Regions from separate parts of the Homo sapiens genome. Here region 2 is linked to region 1. Evidence: chromatin contacts called from ENCODE Hi-C or POLR2A ChIA-PET data. All regions are on one chromosome and are shown on one strand. Each heading gives the region's core, a stretch centred on a gene start or an enhancer-like site at or near the end of the contact. The rest is flanking DNA. Distances are from core to core; before and after follow the strand shown.

What was found. Hi-C counts contacts between places; a loop is a spot of excess contacts on that map. ChIA-PET counts read pairs that join two places held with the same protein, here RNA polymerase II (POLR2A). Pooled maps may share reads with other maps.
Region 2: a pooled map shows a loop between it and region 1 (2.0-fold over the local background). The contact joins the enhancer-like site here to the promoter of LINC01714 in region 1. A Hi-C loop is called at or near these places in 1 of 168 maps with a recorded cell type or tissue (CD14-positive monocyte) and 6 of 50 pooled maps. POLR2A ChIA-PET finds 5 or more read pairs at or near these places in 7 of 52 experiments (BJ, Caco-2, GM10248 and 4 more).

What each region holds. Positions count from the first base shown.
Region 1 is chr1:8,206,835-8,210,930 of GRCh38, forward strand. It overlaps LINC01714 (long intergenic non-protein coding RNA 1714), which reads left to right and starts at 1,838. Exons shown (of 4, transcript NR_125998.1): 1 at 1,838-2,039; 2 at 3,653-3,761.
Region 2 is chr1:8,280,222-8,284,317 of GRCh38, forward strand. The region is part of intron 1 of LINC03154 (long intergenic non-protein coding RNA 3154); the gene reads left to right. Among named protein-coding and RNA genes, the nearest start is that of LINC03154, 23 kb to the left of the region's middle. Within about 2 kb of position 1,935, at least 4 of the 41 ENCODE cell types and tissues checked have a DNase peak (open chromatin) inside an H3K27ac peak, as active enhancers do.

The sequences.
Region 1 (4,096 bases), core at 588-3,087:
CTTGGGATGAGAGGAAGGTCTTGGACATTATAAGTGGGTCGTATTCCCCAGGCTCGGTGAGTTGGTTTTGAGGGGCCAAAGACCACATTTTCAGTTCAGAAAAGGATTTGCCTGGAGGCCATAGGATTGCAGTGTCATCTGACGAGCTCCATGCTGGGGACTTTTACAATGACCGGGGACACAGAGCAGCGTTTCTTTTCTGGTTGTCTTTAGACTTAACATAATGATCCAGAAGCAGAGACTTCTGCTGCCAATCTGTAACTTTCTTTTCTAAACATATTTCCGTGGTCTCTGGGAGAATGTTAACATAAGAGCCAGTGTGCGTGAGGCCAGGCGCGGTGGCTCACACCTGTAATCCCAGCACTTTGGGAGGCCGAGGCAGGCAGACCACTTGAACCCAGGAGTTCAAGACCAGCCTGACCAACGTGGTGAAACCCCATCTCTACTAACAATACAAAAATTAGTTGGGCTTGGTGTTTTGTGCCTGTAATCCCAGCTACTCAAGAGGCTGAGACAGGAGAATCACTTGAACCTGGAATGTGGAGGCTGCAGTGAGCCGAGATTGTGCTGCTGCATTCCAGCCTGGGCGACAAGAGCCAGACTCCATCTCAAAAAAAAAGAGCCAGTGTGCGTGAACCTCGTGCAGCTGTCAGCATGAGGTGGGCTCTGCGTCAACACAATGTTAGCTAATGCAGGACGCCATGATGAATTACATCTCATGTTTTCCATTTATCCCCCAATGATAGCAGTTTTTGTTTTTTTGTTTTTTGTTGTTTGTTGTTTTTGAGATGGAATTTCACTCTTGTCACTCAGGCTGGAGTGCAGTAGCACGATCTCTGCTCACTGCAACTGCCGCCTCCCGGATTCAAGCGATTCTCCTGCCTCAGCCTCCCAAGGAGCTGGGATTACAGGCACCCACCACCATGCCCGGCTAATTTTTGTATTTTTAGTAGAGACGGGGTTTCACCATGTTGGCCAGGCTGGTCTTGAACTCCTGACCTCAGGTGATTCACCCGCCTCAGCCTCCCAAAGTGCTGGGATTACAGGCGTGAGCCACCGCGGCTGGTCGACAATAGCAGTTTTAAAAGAGAACAAAAATTATGGCCCATTGTCACAGTGAGGGTTTTGATAGGATTTATTAGTTATAAATATTTTTGATTTGTACATCAGCTTCTTTATTCTACCCTCCCAAAGGCAGAAGGAATATTTATTAACCTCCCCTCTCATTGTCCACCAAGCCTAGGATCTGAGATGCTATGAAATTTCTCCTACAATAAATCTGGGTTATAGGATGCACCTCAAAACATAGGAACCTTTGCATCGTTTTCCACTGCCACTAATTCTAAAATTTTCTCTTTTTTTTGAGATAGGGTCTTACTCTGTCGCCCAGGCTGCAGTGTAGTGGCACAATCACTACTCACCGTGGCCTCAACCTCCCGGGCTCAAGCAATGCTCCCACCTCAGCCTCCTGCGTAGCTGGGACTACAAGCACACACCATCATGCCTGGCTTATTTTTATTTTTTGTAGAGAGGGAGTCCCGCTGTGTTGCCCAGGCTGGTCTTGAACTCCTGGCCTCAAGCGATCCTCCCACTTCGGCCTCTCAAAGTGTTGGGATTCTAGGTGTGAGTCACCACCCCGGCCCTAGAAATTTTCATTGTCAGATGAACATCATTTCCCTAGGCTGGTGTTGGGAAGCTGGGGGATCCTGTGTTCTCTCCAGCACTGGGTTTTCCCAAGCAGAAAATGAGCCTTATCGTGTACTCGGAATCGTCAGATATTCGTAGAGCCAGAAAACATCTTGAAAATCATGTTATCTCTTTGCTTTTTGCAGATGAGGATGTCAAGACTTGGAGTAGGTGACAGTTGGCCTTGGGCTTCGGTGGCCAACCCATGACTACAAAAGCCCGAGAAGCCAGCAGCTTCCCCGGCTCCTCCACCAAGTGGCCTCTGGGTGATGGGGAAGCTTGTCCTCTGCTTTGTCACACACAAAACTCTAAAAGTCAGCATCCCAACGCATCGGCCTGGAGAGCCCGTCCAGGTGAGAGACACACACTGGAGGATGTGTTGGGGCCAGAGGCAGAGCCAGCGATGTCACTGCCAGGTCCCGTGCAACACGACAACACGGGACTCCTGGTTCCAAAAGCAGGAGAAAAGCTTTTTCCTTTCCTCCCTTCACCTGTCACAGTGGTTTTTATTTGTGATTGAATGGTGTGCTCCCTGGGACGGGGGGTTCTCAAAGACATCTCTGGGAGTCTCACAGACTCAGGTGCCCAGGGGCAGGGTGCTTGAGTCCCAACCCTGAAACCCTAACTGTCCTTGATCCCCACAGTCCGTGCCCTCCTGCCAGCAGATCCTTTGTCCCACTGGATTTCATTTACAAACCACAAAGTCAGAAAGAAAAGTATTAAGAAATCCAAGAGGGGCCGAGCGCGTGGCTCACACCTGTAACTCCAGCACTTTGGGAGGCCGAGGTGGGCGAATCACATGAGGTCAGGAGTTCGAGACCAGACTAGCCAACATGGTGAAATCCCTTCTCTACTAAAATACAGGAATTAGCCGGGCATGGTGGCACACACCTGTGATCCCAGCTATTCAGTAGGCTGAGGCAGGAGAATCGCTTGAACCCAGGAGGCGGAGGTTGCAGTGAGCCGAGATCGAGCCACTGCCCTCCAGCCTGGGTGACAGAGCAACACTCCGTCTCAAAAAAAAGAAGTCCAAGAGGGCAATTGCAGAGAATTAAACCCCCTGGGCGGGCCCATCTGAGGGCAAGGGTCTGAGCTTCCACATTGGCCATAGGCCGGGGAAGCCTGGCCAGAGGTGAGCAGCCGCTTGGATGTCTGCGATGGCTCCAGAGGTAACAGAGACTCGAAGACCAGGGAGAATGCAAGCTTCAGGGCTGGGCACAGTGGCCCACACCTGTAATTCTAACACTTTGGGAGGCCAAGGTGGGCAGTTCCCTTGAGCCCAGGAGTTGGCAACCAGCTTGAGCAACATGGTGAATCCCTGTCTCTACCAGAAAGAAACAGAAAAAAGGAAAGAAAAGAAAGAAGAAAGAAAAAAAGAATGCAAGCTTCATGTTTGGCTGTAGCCTCCGCTGAGGGAGCCTCTCCAGTCCCGACTGCCGCGTGCCCTGGGTGGCGGAGGAATTTGGGGGTGGACCTATCTCAGTTGTATCTGGAAGAATTCTCAGGTTAGAGGGTGAAAAATATCTTTTTTATCCTTTCTCTTTTTATTTTTATTTTTATTTGAGCTAAGGTCTTCACCTAGGTCTGTCACCCAGGCTGGAGTGCAGTGGTGACATCACGGCTCAATGCAGCCTTGACCTCCTGGGCTCAGGTGGTCCCCCCACCTCAGCCTCCTCGGTAGCTGGGACTACAGGTGCACACCACCACACTCAGCTAATTTTTATATTTTTTGTAGAGATGGGGTTTCACTTTATTGCTCAGATTGGTCTCGAACCCCCCAGGCTCAGCAATCTGCCCGCCTCCGCCTCCCAAAGGGCTGAGATTACAAGTGTGAGCCACCGTGCCCGACCAATGTCATTTCTTAACGTTGATTTCCCCCTTAAGATGGGCACTGTGCCGAGAGATGTGGGAAAGAGTCTGCAAGCAGCCCCTTCCCCCGTCATCTGAATCTTTCATTTGTAAATAGGAGGATTTATGTGGAATCTGGCTTTTCTGATAGCATCGACGTTCCTTCCCGTGCCTTCTGAGTCTGTTTCTCTTAATTTGACTGTGGTCTCTGCTCTTCGCTGGACTCAGTAAGTATCTCACGCTCAGTTTTGGTGGAGGTCATGGATTTAACCCTTAGAGAAACCGTGGGGCAAGACTCAAGCTCATGAAGCCATGAGACGGCGAACCCCACATGTGAAGGCACCAGCTGGTAGTGAATATTCCCTGGGGAGGCGACCTTGGTGTTAATTCATTTATCAAGAATCATGAGGCCGGGCGCGGTGGCTCACACCTGTAATCCCAGCGCTCTGGGAGGCTGAAGTGGGCAGATCACAAGGTCAGGAGTTCGAGACCAACCTGGCCAACATGGTGAGGCTCCTTTCTCTACTAAAAATACAAAAAGTAGTCAGGCATGGTGGCAAGA
Region 2 (4,096 bases), core at 685-3,184, 73 kb after region 1:
GGCTCATGGTAATCCCAGCACTTCGGGAGTTTGAGGTGGGCAGATCATTTGCGGCCAGGAGTTTGAGACCAGCCTGACCAACATCATGAAACCCCGTCTCTACTAAAAATACAAAAATTAGGTTGAGCACGGTGGCTCACGCCTGCAATCCCAGCACTTTGGGAGGACTGGTGCATGGATCACGAGGTCAGGAGTTCAAGACCAGCCTGGCCAAGATGGTGAAACCCCATCTCTACTAAAGAAAAAAAATACAAAAATTAGCCAGGCGTGGTGGCAGGTGTCTGTAATCCCAGCTACTCGAGAGGCTGGGGCAGAGAATTGCTTGAACCCAGGAGGTGGGGGTTGCAGTGAGCTGAGATCACACCACTGCACTCCAGCCTGGGTGACAGAGTGAGACTCTGTCTCAATTTAAAAAAAAAAAAAAAAAGATAGCTAGTGGTGGTGGTACATGCCTATAGTCCTAGCTACTTGGTAGACAGAGTGAGATTTTGTCTCAAAAAAAAAAAATGTTATTAACTACAGTCACCTTGTTGTATAGTAGATCTCCTGAACTTATTTATCTTAACTGAAATTTTGTATTCTTCTTTAAAAATTGTCTTGTCTTTTCCATTTTATTTATTTCTTTATTTTAAGACAGCATCTCACTATGTTGCACAGGCTGGTCTGGAACTCCTAGGCTTCAAGCCATCGTTCCATCTTAACCTCTCTAGTAGCTGGGACTACAGGCAAGCACCACTCTACCTGGAATGAAATTTTGTATCCTTGGGACCAACTTTTCCCCAACCATCCCGGCAGCTCCTGGTAACTACCATTCTACTCTCTGCTTCTATGAGTCCAACTATTTTAGATTCCACATATGAGTGAGATCACGCATTCTTTATCTATCTGTGCCTGGCTTATTTGACTTAACATAGTGTCCTCCAGGTTCATCCATGTTGTAAATGACAGGATTCTCTTCTTTTTTAGGGCTGAATAGTATTCCATATATAAATGCCACATTTTCTTTACCCATTCATCTACTGATGGGCATTGAGGTGGGCTCCATATCTTGGTTATTGTGAATAGTGCTGCAATGGACGTGGGAATACAAATGTCTCTTCAGCAGACTGATTTGATTTCCTTTCCTTCAGATATACACCCAGTAGCGGAATTAGAGCATGACATGGTTTGGCTGTGTCCCCACCCAAATCTCATCTTGAATTGTAGTTCCCATAATCCCCACGTGTCATGGGAGGGACCCAGTGGGAGTAATTGAATCATGGGGGCGGTTACCTCCATGCCATTCTTGTGATAGTGAGTTCTCACGAGATATGATGGTTTCACAAGGGGCTTTTCCCCTTTGCTCATCTCTCATTCTCCCTCCTTCCACCTTGTAAAGAGGTGCCTTCCACCATGATTGTAAGTTTCCTGAGGACTCCCCAGCCATGTGGAACTGTGAGTCAATTAAACTTCTTTTCTTTGTAAATTACCCAGTCTCAGGTGGGTGGGTAATTTCTTTATAAATTACCCAGTGTGAGAATGGACTAATGCAGAGCATGTGGTAGTTCCATTTTTATTTTTTTGACGAACCTCCACACTATTTTCCATAATGGCTATACTAATTTACATTCCCATCAGAAAATATCTTATTAACGTATTTGTTGGGCTGCTTTCACATAGATCAGATGACGGTGACTTAGACAAGACAGAAGGTTTATTTTTCCTGCACATAAAAGCCCAAGCAGACATTAGGTGGGGCTGTGGGGTGAGTGGCTCTGTTGTGTGAGGTCAGCCTGCAGCCCGCCTCCTCCACGTGGCTCTGCTGCGCCCAGGGTGCTGTCTTCCTCTGCATGGTCAAAGGCAGTGCACTTGCTCATGTCCATGCTGCAGTCCTCAGAAAGGGAAAGGGGTCAAGGACAAGCAGTGTCTTTTCAGAAGCGTCCTGGGAGCTCAGGTCCACACTGGCCAGTGTGGGACCTCTCACACTGGCCAGTGAGAGAGGCTGGCCTTGTAGTCACCAGTGCGTGGCCAGTCAAACCCAGGGGGCTTCAATTCCAAAAGAAAAAAGGGAACTGGATGACAGGGAACCAGCAGCAGTGGCTGCCACAGACAGCTCTGCCGAGCTGGGAGGAAGCTGGAGGAGCGGAGCGGGCAGAGGGGCAGAGGGAGTGGTCAAGAGAGACGCTGAGGTCCCAACAGTAAGAGATTGTACTAGAGGGAGATCTCAGAGAAGGTGGGCACTGTAGGGCACAGACGGAGACCTTGGCCTTGGACAGGACGAAGGCGGGAAGCAGGAAAGAATGGAAAATAGCAGGAGGTTTGCAGGTCTGGCAGCCACCAGTAACAGCCATTTTCTGTGTAAGATAGGAATCCGAGTCTTCTGCTGTGATTGAGTGGGAGGGGGAGTGGCTTGGTGTCTGAGAAGGGGGACAGTTTGAAACAGTCCTTGCTAAGAGGGGTGATCAGGAACCTACTTGCTGGTGGTGGGACGCCACCCTGGGAATCTCACCAAAGCTTGGCAGGATTGAGGGGCAGGTGAAGTTGGTTACCATGGTATATCATAGCCCTGACCTTGGGGGCTGGAAGATTTCAGTTAGGGATGCAAAGCAATTCAAGTAAAAGTTTTGAGAAAGTAGACAACTGAGTTTCTCCAAAGTCCCTATGAGGACAGAAATGAGGATGCTTTCACTGGAGCGATGACACAATTATTTCAGTAAGTCTCCCAGAGTGCGGTAGAAGAAAACGCTTTGTGTTTGCAATAATAGATCTGGGGAAAAGGACTGATGAGAACCAACATTTCCATGAAGTCACACTGACATTTTTTATTCGTTAGACTTTGTCAACCAACGCATGCACTTTTCTGAACAGCAAGCATCATTCACGAATGCAGAACAAAAACAGATAGGTTTTATTGGTTTCAGAAAGACATGGCGAGATGAGCAGCAGGCAGCTTGCTCGTTCCATGCAGTGGAGGAGGAAGAGGCTGGGCCCCTGCTGTGTGGGGGCAGCCCGGGAAGGACATGGTCACCAGCCTTGGGTCATCAGTAATTAGTGAGCGTCACGGGTAAAGAGTTTTATAGTCAGTAATAGTTTTCTGTAAATGAAAATTGCTTCTCCTCACTGGGCAATTTAGTTATATCTAAGTTAATCCAGGAAAGTCTTATTCATATTAACTATGACACATATGAGTCAATGAGTGTCACCCGGAGACTTAAAGAGGAACTGGTGTCCTTTCAGTTCTAGAACAGCTGGCTGCAGTGGCCGGGTGTTTGGAGGTTGTTTATGCTGTTTCAGCCATCTCCAGGAGAGGCTAACGGGTAACTGGTGGTAGGATTGGAGTCAGGGGCGCTATCTTCCACCGGCCTTTCTCCTCCCAGATTGAACCAAGTTCATCAACTACATGTCATGTACAGCTGGAAGGGTTTCCTTTCCCTCATGGGCAACTTGTTTACTCATTTAGTTTCCACATAGAACCGGGTTCTGAAGAAGTGATTATTACAGTCACGGCAATAACTTTAATGATGACAACGACTTTTTCCTTCAATTAGGTCCCCACTGAGGTCTTTGGTAATTTTCCACAGGGAGATTAGTAAGGGAGAGGAAAATTTTCACCTGCTTGTAAAATGTATTCTGAAGTCTGAATATCTTCATGAATTTAAGCCTGTATTTTGCAGCATGTGGGTTTTCCCAGAAAGGCTTAGAACAGCAACAACAAAAATGTTGCCTTTTGAAGCCCGGTAGAACATATGCTATTTAAATTTAGACCAAGCTGGAGAATGATTGTCCACATACTCCAGTGGCAGCAGGTGCTCCTGGGCATCCCTACATGGCGACTGGGCACCCCTGCAAGGCGTCCCCAGGAGACGCACATGAGCAGTTTACTCCCCAGCTCTGCCCTGTCTTTTGTCCTCAGCTGGGCCATTTATTGATGATAATAGCACCGTGCATTTATGTAGTAACTTAGAATTCCATCACAGTGCCACAGCAGTGTAGGATATTTGTGTCGGGGGAAAAATATGACATTCACCATTTTACTATGGATGCAGTGACCCCAGCCATTCATTTCTTGGGGAGAATTAAGTGAACTGCATCAAGTCTCCGAGCAGGGAATGGAAAA